Regions from separate parts of the Homo sapiens genome. Here region 2 is linked to region 1. The links are chromatin contacts, found by Hi-C or POLR2A ChIA-PET in ENCODE. All regions are on one chromosome and are shown on one strand. The core of a region is the stretch at or near the end of the contact, and the rest is flanking DNA. Distances in the headings are between cores, read along the strand shown. Region 1 holds the start of SWSAP1 (SWIM-type zinc finger 7 associated protein 1). Region 2 holds the start of DNASE2 (deoxyribonuclease 2, lysosomal).

Region 1 (6,119 bases), core at 1,263-3,762:
ACTTGGTGTCAACAAGTAACTCAGTGGGAGTTTTGCTTTAACTACTTCTTTTTTTTTCTGAGACAGGGTCTCACTTTTGCACAGGCTGGAGCCCAGTAGCTCAAACATGGTTCGCTGCAGCCTCGACCTCCTGGGCTCAGGCGATCCTCCTGCCTCAGCTTTTCGAGTAGCTGGGACTACTGGCGTGCACCACCAAGCCTGACTGATTTTTTTTTTTTTTTTTTTTGAGACAGAGTCTCGTCTTCATCACCCAGGCTGGAGTGCAGTGGCTCGATCTCAGCTCACTGCAACCTCTGCCTCCCGGGTTCAAGCAATTCTCCTGTCTCAGCCTCCCAAGTAGCTGGGAGTACAAGTGCATGCCACCATGCCTGGCTAAATTTTGTATTTTTAGTAGAGACGGGGTTTCACCATGTAGGCCGGGCTGACCTCGAACTCCTGACCTCAGGTGATCCACCTGTCTCGGCCCCTAAAAACACACACACGTACCAGGGCATGTGTGCAAGAATGTTCGCAGCAGTAAATAAGGCAATCTGATGAAGAAATCAGGGTATAGTCACCCATGGAATTATATGCAATATGGAAAAAGGAATGAACTAAAAAAATGTAGATGAATCTTAGTAACAACGTTGAGTGCAAAAAGAAGGAAGTCTCAAACTTTTTTTTTTTTTTTTTTTTGAGATGGAGTCTCGCTTTGTCACCCAGGCTGGAGTGTAGTGGCACAATCTCGGCTCACTGCAACCTCCGCTTCCTGGGTTCAAGCAATTCTCCTGCCTAAGCCTCCTGAGTAGCTGAGACTACAGGCACCTGCCACCACACCCAGCTAATTTTTTTTGTACTTTTAGTTGATACAGGGTTTCATCATGTTGGGCAGGCTGGTCTCCAACTCCTGACCTCTGGTGATCTGACCGCCTCAGCCTCCCAAAGTGCTGGGATTACAGGCGTGAGCCACCACGCCTGGCCTGAAGCTCTTTTTATAAAGTTTAAAGCAATGAAACTATAAACAACATATTGATTGGGTAAAATATATACAAGATAATGCTATACTTTTAAAAGAGAAAAAGCACTTTACATTGTTTAGGTCTTTGGATCTGCATATGTCCCTGAGGTAAGTATTCCAGCCATGGGAAACTGAAGCACAGAGAGGTAGTCACCCACCAAAGCTCAGGGCTGGCCTCCAGAGCTTGAACCCTTGCCTGAGCTGGGGTCACCAGCCTGGGTGGGCCACGGAGCGATCATCATTTCTCCATCTGATCGGAAAGTCACCCACCACTCTGTTCTGGGGCCCAGCCCGCCTGGCTCCAGGCAGGCTCGGAGGCCGTGCTCTCCTGGACCTGGTGCATCTGGCTGCAGCCAGCACTGGGCAGGAAAATACCGCTGGAGCAGTGCCAGGTGCAGGACGTCCCCACTACCTGCTTCCTCCTGGGTCTGGAGGGCCACCATGAGCCCACAATCCCGGCCAGGCCCAAGCCGGTGGCTGAAGTGGGCAGCTGTGTCTAGAAGTAAGGCAATGAGGTAGGCGGCTTCCTGGGGCTCTGGGTCTTCCGCTAGGTACTCTTCTAGGCCGTCGAGCAGCAGAAGGGAGGGGGCTGGCCCCGGGGCCTCATGGGCAGAGCACAGGAGCCGGAAAAGCTCTCGGGTTGAGGGTGGGTACTGGAAGCGGATCTTCTAGAAGGAGAAACAGAAGGAAAGGGCCGGATTCAGCACAGGAAGCCAGACTCCTTAAAAGTAACCCTGCCTCCTTGCATACTTTCCTTGGTTCCAGGATGAACCAGTTCAGAGCTGTTAAATATTCTTATATTCGCCCGTTTTTCCAGCACTCATCACTGCCGAGTATTAGTTGAGGGCAAGCCATTTTTGCTTGTTTGTTTTTGGCCAAATCTCTAGCGCAATTTTTCCACGGAAAACCCTCCCCCAGCATTCTCGGTCTGACCCCATCCTTGACACTAACAGGAACCAACTCAGGTCCAGAATGGACCCAAGCTTAGCCCCGCCCCTTGATGGGCCGGACTTCAATCTCTGGGCACCGCCTCTTGCTAACACCGCCCATCATTGGATGGGCTCTCACTTCAATCTTAACTAAGCTCCGCGTGGTGCCACTCCTCACTCCGCCTGCCTGACTCCGCCCCATCGTGGCTGCCCTGGCTCGCTCTTCCACCGTCCTCTCCATTGGCTTGTCTACCTGTTACTCAATATCCCGGATCTACTCCACCATTGGCTAGAACGCCTCTGCTCCCACCCCCACGGTTACCTGGAGTCGCATTGGGTCTAGAGTCGTTCCGGTCCCGCGGGGCATGCTTTGAAGAGGCCTTCGTGTCAGGAAGAGGACTGGGCCTTGGCCCTCCCCCGCCGCCTCTAGGGCCGCAGCAAATAGCAGCGCTGTTTTTCCAGATCCTGGTGTACCGAGCAGCAGCAAAGGCGGTCCGGCGGCAGGCATGTTCTCCTCCCCGGACCAGGCCGCACCGCCCCTGGTTAGCACCCGCCTCAGCGTCTCCGCCATTCGCCGCGTAGCTCTGACCAATCGGTGGCTCGTTCCCAGCCTTAGTCCCGCCCAAGCCGTGGCCGCATCGGTACAGTTCACTTAGTTTCTCTATTGGTCTAGGAATCTGTCCATCAAAACTCGATTCCTCAGGTGAATGGGCAAATGGTTAGAACCTATGCGGAGGAATGGGTGCATTCGAGGGAAATAAGACCCTTCCCTGAGGGAGGCTGCTGGGGGAACCAGCACGAATACTATTATTGTCAGCTAATCAGACAAATATAAGGGTTGAAAGTTGGAGGAGTAGACCAGAATGAGTGACATATTATTTAAAGGCTCCTAGCCTCAGTTTGCCCTGCTGTAAAATGGGGCTTATGATATCTCAGAGGAGTATTGTGATCGGCATGTATTTGTGTGTGGTTTTGCTGATGTCATCCAATGACAACTGAGAGTTTTGGAGAGGGGGATGAGCTGTGTGCTTGTCTTTCTGTGCACCTGAGTATGGGCCGGAGTGTGTGTCTGGGGACACAGGCTCGTGGACAAAACATCAACGGCCATCCCCGAAAGTCTGTGAGATGAAGCCTCTCAACTTACTTCCTCACTGGCTAAGGGGTTCTGTGGGGCCGCCTTTGTGGTACGGGGGGAAGGCAGGACCGCAGGACAAAGAAGGAAGCAGGAGAGATAAAGAGACAGGAGCTGGAAGACTGAAGGAGAGATACAGCAGGGACATTGTCTTGTTCACTTCTGTTCTCCAGTACCGAGAATAGCACCTAGCACATTTGTAGGTTCTCAAATACGTGCTCGTTAAGACAATGAAGGAAGGGAGGTGGGATTGATGAGAAACAGGGAGAAAGGGAGGAACAAAGTGAATGATCGTGATCCCTGGCTGGATCTTCTCACCCAGACTTCGCCCCAGAGCTGCCACTCACGCCTGTGTTGCCCTGGCAACCTTGTCTCCTGGTAACTCCAAAGTGGTGCCGTTGCCTGGAGACCCAGGGGCAGGGAGAAAGTGAGATTTCCTGGGCTTTCTCTCTCCCTCTGGGACCAGAAAACAGCTCCACGACATCCCCCAACACACCCACTCACACAGCTGGGCTCACTCACACCCCTCTACACACACACACACACACACACACACACCATGGCATCTCTGAATATATTCTACTTTCAGAATCCCCATCATCCACATGCTCCAACCTTGCCCTATCCTGACACAAAGCATCCCATACAAACTCTGTCCCACATTCATCCCCCACACCCTTTCTCTTGCAAAACACGCAACTATGACATTGCCACTACACACACAGACACACACAGTGAAGCACACCGATACACTGCGCTGTCAAACACGCCACCTCAGCCCCCATCCCCCAGCAGATATACAACGCATGATTCACCTCACATTTCAACACTCCAAATGCACATACAGGCCAGGTGTGGTGGCTTATGTCTGTAGTCCCAGTGCTTTGGGAGGCCAAGGCAAGAGGATTGCCTGAGGCCAAGAGTTCAAGACCAGCCTGGGCAATGTAGGGAGACCCCCATCTCTACAAAATACTTCAAAATTAGCCAGGTGTTGGCCGGGCGCGGTGGCTCACGCCTGTAATCCCAGCACTTTGGGAGGCCGAGGTGGGCAGATCACAAGGTCAGGAGATCAAGACCATCCTGGCTAACACGGTGAAACCCAGCCTCTACTAAAAATAGAAAAAAAAATTAGCCAGGCATGGTGGCAGGCGCCTGTAGTCTCAGCTGCTTGGGAGGCTGAGGCAGAAGAATGGCGTGAACCCGGGAGATGGAGCTTGCAGTGAGCCGAGATCGCGCCACTGCACTCCAGCCTGGGCGACAGAGCGAGACTCTGTCTCAAAAAAAAAAAAAAAAATTTAGCCAGGTGTGGTGGCGTGCACCTGTAGTCCCAGCTCCTTGGGAGTCTGAGGCAGGAGGATTGCTTGAGCCCAAGGAAGTCAAAGCTGCAGTGAGCAGTGATTGTGCCACTGCACTCCAGCCTGGGCAACATAGCGAGACCCTATCTCAACAAAAACAAACAAAAATGCACAAATACTCAGTAGTGACACCCACATCACAGAGTCCAGCACAGTTACATACATGGGAGCATGCTGAATACAGCCTCACCACAAGTCCTTTGCACTTGATGTTCTTGTGTGTGCAGCAGTCAGCTTCCAGATATCCTTCTGGCTTTTTTTTTTTTTTTTTTTTTTGAGATGGAGTTTTGCTCTTGTTGCCCAGGCTGGAGTGCAATGGTGCAATCTTGGCTCATCACAACCTCCGTCTCCCAGGTTCAAGTGATTTTCCTGCCTCAGCCTCCCAAGTAGCTGGGATTACAGGCATGTACCACCACGCCCGGCTGATTTTGTATTTTTGGTACAGACGGGGTTTCTCCGTGTTGGTCAGACTGGTCTCAAACTTCTGACCTCAGGTGATCTGCCCGCCTTGGCCTCCCAAAGTGCTGGGATTACAGGTGTGAGCCACCGAGTCCAGCCGACTTTTTTTTCCCTCCACTCTTTTTAGGTCTTTGGTCAAAATATCATCTACTCAGAGAGGCTTCCCCTGACTGCCTGCCCAAAATTGCACACATTTCACTCTTTAACTGATTATCTGTTTTTGTTGTTATTGTTGTTGTGTTGTTTTGTTTTTTCGAGACGGAGTCTCGCTCTGTCACCCAGGTTGGAGTGCAGTGGCGCGATCTCGGCTCACTGCAGCCTCTACCTCCCGGGTTCCGGCAATTCTCCTGCCTCAGCCTTCCGGGTAGCTTGGATTACAGGTACACACCACTATGCCCAGCTTATTTTTTTTTCTTTTGTATTTCTTTCAGTAGAGATGGGGTTTCACCATGTTGGCGAGGCTGGTCTCAAACTCCTGACCTCAGATGATCCGCCTGTCTTGGCCTCCCAGAGTGCCAGGATTATAGGCATGAGCCACTGTGTCTGGCCTGTCTTCACATCTTGACAGAAGAAGATTTACCATAGAGGAGAATCATGGAGGAATGTACCTGCCTGCAGGTAGGGTTGGACCTGGGGCTACAGGGTAGGAACTAGGTGGCTTGGGGTCACTCTGTGCCTATCCTTAGTTTACTGGCATCCTCAAGCAATAGTATCTACTATGTATCAGGGCCCATTCTAGTAACTGTAGACCCCACAGTGAACAGACAACAGATCAAATCTCTGTCCTGGTGGAGCGACATCCGAGTGAGGGAGACCTATAAAGACCCACTGAGCATCACGAGGAATTGAAACACTGTGAGCACATGACAAGCATAGGCAAAAAGACATTTGCACAAGGGACCGGGCACGGCGACTCACCCCTGTAATCCAAGCACTTTGGGAGGCTGAGGCGGGCGGATCACCTGATGTCGGGAGTTTGAGGCCAGCCTGACCAACATGGTGAAACCCCATCTCTACTAAAAATACACAAATTAGCTGGGCGGGGTGGGGCGCCTGTAATCACAGCTACTCAGGAGGCTGAGGCAGGAGAATCACTTGAACCCAGGAGGTGGAGGTTGCAGTGAGCTGAGATCGCACCATTGCATTCCAGCCTGGGTGACAGAGCAAGACTCCATCTCAAAAGAAAAAAAAAGAAAAGAAATTTGCACAAGGAAGGGAAGTTAGAAGGAAGGGCCAGTTGTTTTTTC
Region 2 (6,620 bases), core at 3,164-5,663, 1.5 Mb before region 1:
GGCTGGGCTTTTGGGTTCGGAGGATCACTCGGGTTGGGTGCGCCCTGCCCTGCGAGCCCGGGCTCCCGACGCCTTCGTGGGCCCAGCCCTGGCTCCAGCCCCGGCCCCCGAGCCCAAGGCGCTGGCGCTGCAACCGGTGTACCCGGGGCCCGGCGCCGGCTCCTCGGGTGGCTACTTCCCGCGGACCGGGCTTTCAGTGCCTGCGGCGTCGGGCGCCCCCTACGGGCTACTGTCCGGGTACCCCGCGATGTACCCGGCGCCTCAGTACCAAGGGCACTTCCAGCTCTTCCGCGGGCTCCAGGGACCCGCGCCCGGTCCCGCCACGTCCCCCTCCTTCCTGAGTTGTTTGGGACCCGGGACGGTGGGCACTGGACTCGGGGGGACTGCAGAGGATCCAGGTGTGATAGCCGAGACCGCGCCATCCAAGCGAGGCCGACGTTCGTGGGCGCGCAAGAGGCAGGCAGCGCACACGTGCGCGCACCCGGGTTGCGGCAAGAGCTACACCAAGAGCTCCCACCTGAAGGCGCATCTGCGCACGCACACAGGTGAGGGGGCGGGGCCCCGGACATGAGAAAGGGCGCGGCGCCCGCTGTAGTTACAGGGGAAGAAGGGTTGCAGAGGGCGGGACTTGGACTTGGCTGGCCTCTGAGAGTGAGTGCCTCCTTAAATTTTGTGCCCTAGGGGCCTCACTTTGTTCATCCTAGTCCCAGCCCAGGCTGAGTAAAGGGGTGTGGCCAGATGCAGGGGACCCGGGGACATGACTGGGCAGACAGTGGCGCTTATGGCTTCCTTGTCCCCTAGGGGAGAAGCCATACGCCTGCACGTGGGAAGGCTGCGGCTGGAGATTCGCGCGCTCGGACGAGCTGACCCGCCACTACCGGAAACACACGGGGCAGCGCCCCTTCCGCTGCCAGCTCTGCCCACGTGCTTTTTCGCGCTCTGACCACCTGGCCTTGCACATGAAGCGCCACCTTTGAGCCCTGCCCTGGCACTTGGACTCTCCTAGTGACTGGGGATGGGACAAGAAGCCTGTTTGGTGGTCTCTTCACACGGACGCGCGTGACACAATGCTGGGTGGTTTTCCCACGAATGGACCCTCTCCTGGACTCGCGTTCCCAAAGATCCACCCAAATATCAAACACGGACCCATAGACAGCCCTGGGGGAGCCTCTTACGGAAAATCCGACAAGCCTTCAGCCACAGGGAGCCACACAGAGATGTCCAAACTGTCGTGCAAACCCAGTGAGACAGACCGCCAAATAAACGGACTCAGTGGACACTCAGACCAGCTCCCAGATGGCCCTGGACAGCAGGAGAGGGTGTGGGATGAGGCTTCCCAGAGACCCTGGGTCTAGAAAGCGGCTCCTGAAGGTCCCTTATTGTGGCTGATATTAACTGTCAATGGTTATGGGTCCTATAAAAATGCCCCTCCCAGATAAAGCTTCAGCGTTGGCCTGAATTTTTGGGTTTTGGAGGCTGGAAGATGGCAGGAGGCTGTAAACCTAGAGGTCATATTAGAGGGCCTTACACACCCTCATCTCCTAAACTACAGTGACACCCCTCAACTCCAACAAGCCCCCTTGGGCACTGGAGGCCTTGCTGTCCTCTCTTTTCCCACCCAGTTCAGGCTACACTGTCCTTGTCTTCTGCCTTGAACCCTGCGGACATTGACAGCAAACATCTCCCTGGATTTAAGAGTTCACAGCCTATGACTGCCCAGGGGGTTCATCTTGCCCACTGTCCAGATAGAGCCAATTTATCGAGACAGAGGGATTGCAATAGAGAGAGTTTAATCCACATACATCCAGCTAAATGGGAGATGGGAGTTTTATTACTTGAATCAGCCTCCCTGAAAATTCAGAGGCTAGGGTTATTCAAGAACAGTTTGGTGGGCAGGAGGGCTAGGGAATGGGTGCCTTGCTGCAATCCTGGAGCTGTGGAAAACAGTTGCTGAGTCAGCTTCTGGGTGGGGACCATAGAGTCGCTAGTCTGGGTGGAGTCATCCAGTTGTCAGATATGCAAAAAGCCTAAAAAGACATCTAAAAAGGCCAGCGTTAGGTTTTGCAATAGTCATGTTATTTGCAGAAATAACTGGGGAAGTTGCAAACCTTGTGACCTCCAGAATAATGGCTGGCCATCTTTGTTTTTGTTTTTGAGATGGAGTCTTGCTCTTGCCCAGGCTGGAGTGCAGTTGTTCCATCTTGGCTCACTGCAACCTCTGCCTCCTGGGTTCAAGTGATTCTCCTGTGTCAGCCTACCAGGTAGCTAGGATTACAGGCACATGCCACCATGCCGGGCTAATTTTTGTATTTTTAGAAGAGATGGGGTTTCGAAATGCTGGCCAGGCTGGTTTCGAAATCCTGACCTCAGGTAATCTGCCAGCCTCGGCCTCTCAAAGTGCTGGGATTACAGGCGTGAGGCACCGCACCCGGCCGGAAAAATGGCTGGTCATAATTTAACTACTACACCTACAGTTTAGCAGAATTCAGGCTCCTCTCATCCTCCTAACCTAGTGCCCTTTCATTATTTCTACAAAGGCAGTTTAGTTTGGGGAAGGGCTATTATCATTTAAGCTATAAACTAAATTCCTCCCAAAATTAGCTTGGGGCCAGGCATGGTGGCTCCCTCTTTAATCCCAGCAATTTGGCAGGCTGAGGCGGGCAGATCACTTGAGCCCAGGAGTTCGACACCAGCCTGAGCCCCAAGGTGAAACCCCATCTCTACCAAAAATGGTGAAACCCAGTCTCTACCAAAAATACAAAAATTAGCTGGGCATGTGGCGCATGCCTGTAATCCCAGCTACTCAGGAAGCTGAGGCAGGAGGATTGCTTGAACCTAGGAGGCGGATGTTGCAGTGAGCTGAGATCACACCACTGGACTCCAGCCTGGGCGACAGAGTGAGACAACGTGTCAAAAAAAAAAAAAAAGTTAGCTTGACCCCACTCCAGGAATGACCAAGCAAGGGCAGTTTGGAGATTAAAGGCAAGATGGAGTTGGTTAGGTCAGAGCTCTTTCACTGACATAATTTTCTGTCATAATTTTTGCAAAGGCAGTTTCAAGCCAGTACTCAGATTCCCATAGCCCTTTGCCCTGCCATGATCCTTTGAGGCTGAGGTGGGAGAATCACTTGAACCCCGGAGTTCCAGAGCAGCCTGGGCAACATAGTGAGACCCTCATCTCTGCAATGAACAATTATCTGGGTGTGGTGGCACAGGCCTGTAGTACCAGCTACCTGGGAAGATCTCTTGAGCCCAGTAGGTTGAGGCTGCAGTGAACTGTGATGGAGTCACTGCATTCTAGCCTGGGTGAGAAACCATTATCCTGTCTCAAAACGACAAAAAACAAACATACAGTCACCTCTTTGCTAGCTCAGGGGATCCTGGAGAAAACGTGCAGAATGAAAAAGGAGAGTCTGGGTGGCGTGGATTACATGCCTGTAATCCCAGCACTTTGGGAGGCAAGACAGGTGGATCCCTTGAGCTCAGGAGTTCAGCCTGAGCCACATGGTGAAACCGTGTTTCAAAAAAAAAACTACAAAAATTAGCTGGGCATAGTGGCATGTGCCCGTGATCCCAGCTACTCGGGAGGCTGAGGTGAGAGGATCACTTGAGCTGGGGAGGCAGAGGTTGCAGTGAGCCAAGATTGCGCCACTGCACTCCGGCCTGGGCAACAGAGCGAGATATTGTCCGGGAAAAAAAAAAAAAAAAAAGGAAGGAAAAAAAAAAAGAAAGAAAAAGGGGAAGATACACTGGAACACAAATGCTTCTTAAGGGGCGCAGTGGCTCACTTCTGCAATCTTGGCACTTTCGGGGGCCGAGGCTGGTGGATCACGAGGTCAGGAGTTCGAGACCAGCCTAGTCAACATGGAAAAACCCCGTCTCTACTAAAACTACAAAAATTAGCCGGGCGTGGTGTCGGGCGCCTGTAATCCCAGCTACTCGGGAGGCTGAGGCAGGATAATCGCTTTAATCAGGAAGGCGGAGGTTGCAGTGAACCGAGATCGTGCCATTGCACTCCAGCCTGGGCGACAAGAGTGAAACTCCGTCTCAAAAAAAAAAAAAAAAAAAAAAAAAAAAAAAGAGGAAGAACAAAGGTCCCAAGAGTTGGACCCAGGTTGTAGGGCTGGAATAAAAAATAAAATACAAACTTGTGCCTGATCCAGAAACCCGGGCGGGAGTTGGGTCAGACAGAAGAGCGTGGGCTGGGATTAGCTACCACGAAAAGGAACGGTGGCCAGGCTCCAGGAGACGCTGGAGCGCCGGGCCCGTCGTGGGCGTGGTCTGGGCAGACTCAGCGTTGCCTTTTGCCTCTCCAAAACGCAGCATCGCGTCTCGGGGGAGGAGTCTGTACCCTCGTGATGTCCCCGCCCCGGTTCCCAGGCAAGTTTAGGGAAGTGAAAGGCGCCAGGTGCCAGTCCTGGCCTCTGATGTAACCCAGCGCCCCGCAGTCCCGACACAGATTCCTGGATCTCAGCCCCATAGCAGCTATGATCCCGCTGCTGCTGGCAGCGCTGCTGTGCGTCCCCGCCGGGGCCCTGACCTGCTACGGGGACTCCGGGCAGCCTGTAGACTGGTGAGTGCGCAGCGGGGGGCCTACCATCGCCCCGGGGTCCGGCTGCGGTCACTCAACCGGGATGGCTACCTCCTCGGGGAACCCTGGGGTGCCTTCTCTTCCCTCTCTCCTATTTCTGTGCATTCTCCGACCTCCAGGTTCGTGGTCTACAAGCTGCCAGCTCTTAGAGGGTCCGGGGAGGCGGCGCAGAGAGGGCTGCAGTACAAGTATCTGGACGAGAGCTCCGGAGGCTGGCGGGACGGCAGGGCACTCATCAACAGCCCGGAGGGGGCCGTGGGCCGAAGCCTGCAGCCGCTGTACCGGAGCAACACCAGCCAGGTGAAGGGGGCCCCGGGCCAACTAGGGGCGAAACTCTAGGGCTGCCCTGCCTGGGAGGAATTTCACGTTGCCTCCGTTTATCCGCCCGCAGCTCGCCTTCCTGCTCTACAATGACCAACCGCCTCAACCCAGCAAGGCTCAGGACTCTTCCATGCGTGGGCACACGAAGGGTGAGGCCTGGATTGGGGGCTGGGGAGAGACTCGGGTCCCATTTTTCCAAGGTAACCCCTGACGTGCATGGGGTGGTCGGGGAGATCTGCACTGTCAGACCCTGGGCATCTATTCCCCCCAACTTTTTTTTTTCTTTGTTTTTGAGACGGTGGGAGTTCGCTCTGTCACCCAAGCTGGAGTGCAGTGGCACAATCTTGGCTCACTGCAATCTCTGCCTCTGGGGTTGAAGCAATTCTCCTGTCTCAGCCTCCCAAGTAGCTGGTATTAAAGGCGCACCATCACACCAGGCTAATTTTCATATTTTTAGTACAGACGAGGTTTCACCATGTTGGCCAGGCTGGTCTCGAACTCCTGGTTTCTACCTCAAGTGATCTACCCGCCTTGGCCTCCCAAAGTGCTGGGATTACAGGAATGAGCCACCCTGCCCAGCCGAGTTCCTATGCATTTTTCCAAGCTAACCCCTGACCTCCATAGTGGGGTGGGAGATCTCCCCTGTCAGACCTTGGGCATCTATTTCCCCTATTTTATTTTCTTTTAGACAAGGTCTCACCCAGTCACCTAGGCTGGAGTGCAGTATCACAGCTCACTGCAGCCTTGACCTCCCAGGGCTCAGGTGATCCTCCTACCTCAGCCTCCCAAGTACTGGGCCTGCCGGTACCCCCCACCACGCCTGGCTTTTTTTTTTTTTTTTTTTTTTTGCGGCACTCTCTCTCCATCACCCAGGCTGGAGTTCGGTGGTGCAATCTCAGCTCACTGCAATCTCCATCTCCCCAGTTCAAGCGATTCTTCTGCCTCAGCCTCTGGAGTAGCTGGGATTACAGGTGTGCGCCACCATGCCCAGCTAAATGTTGTATGTTTTAGTAGAGATGGGGTTTTACCAGGTTGGACAGGCTGATATTGAACTCCTGACCTCAGGTGATCCACCTGCCTTGGCCTCCCAAAGTGCTGGGATTACAGGCGTGAGCCACCACACCTGGCCTACTTTTTGTATTTTTGTAGAGTGGGCTTTTGCCATGTTGCCTAGGCTGGTCTCTAAGTCCTGGTTCAAGCAATCCACCCACCTTGGCCTCTTAATGTGCTGCGATTACCGGCATGAGCCGCCACACCTGGCCTGTTTCCCTACCTTACATTACTCTTGGCGTTATTCTGGACTATAAGAATTTATGCCTGCAAAAACTGAGCTCAGCTGTGGTTCTAACACTGCTGGCACCCTCTCTAAGCCCCGCTGCAAACTGAGGGTGTTCCTGATTGCAGATGAGCTTGCTGGGAGGCCTGGAGCAATACCCTCTAATTGCCTTTTTTTTTTTTTTTTTTTTGAGAAGGAGTTTTGCTCTTGCTACCCAGGCTGGAGTGCAATGGTGCAATCTCGGCTCACTGCAACCTCCGCCTCCTGGGTTCAAGTGATTCTCCTGCATCAGCCTCCCGAGTAGCTGGGATTACAGGCATGCACCACCATGCCCGGCTAATGTTGTATTTTTAGTAGTGATGAGGTTTCTCCATGTTGGCCAGGCTGGTCTTGAACTCCCGACCTCAGGTGATCCGCCCTCCTCGGCTTCCCA

Evidence for each region. A loop is a pair of places that touch in the nucleus more often than their neighbours do. ChIA-PET counts read pairs that join two places held with the same protein, here RNA polymerase II (POLR2A). Pooled maps may share reads with other maps.
Region 2: a loop to region 1 is called in a pooled map, with 5 times the contacts of the local background. The contact joins the promoter of DNASE2 here to the promoter of SWSAP1 in region 1. A Hi-C loop is called at or near these places in 5 of 50 pooled maps. POLR2A ChIA-PET finds 5 or more read pairs at or near these places in 2 of 52 experiments (GM10248 and activated naive CD4-positive, alpha-beta T cell).

The regions. Positions count from the first base shown.
Region 1 is chr19:11,371,059-11,377,177 of GRCh38, reverse strand. SWSAP1 (SWIM-type zinc finger 7 associated protein 1) reads right to left here and starts at 2,512. Exons shown (of 2, transcript NM_175871.4): 1 at 2,249-2,512; 2 at 1,009-1,665. The coding sequence starts at 2,497. The coding sequence ends at 1,162. RefSeq lists enhancers at 1,783-1,832, 1,853-1,932, 2,163-2,212, 2,433-2,502 and a silencer at 2,603-2,682.
Region 2 is chr19:12,879,242-12,885,861 of GRCh38, reverse strand. DNASE2 (deoxyribonuclease 2, lysosomal) reads left to right here and starts at 4,413. Exons shown (of 6, transcript NM_001375.3): 1 at 4,413-4,572; 2 at 4,710-4,890; 3 at 4,982-5,060. The coding sequence starts at 4,487. KLF1 (KLF transcription factor 1) reads left to right here. Exons shown (of 3, transcript NM_006563.5): 2 at 1-545; 3 at 802-1,440. The coding sequence ends at 977. RefSeq lists a silencer at 1-238, enhancers at 389-478, 376-927, 1,800-2,061, 4,486-4,595, 4,255-4,882 and cis regulatory regions at 351-851, 1,731-2,251, 2,791-3,291, 4,031-4,591.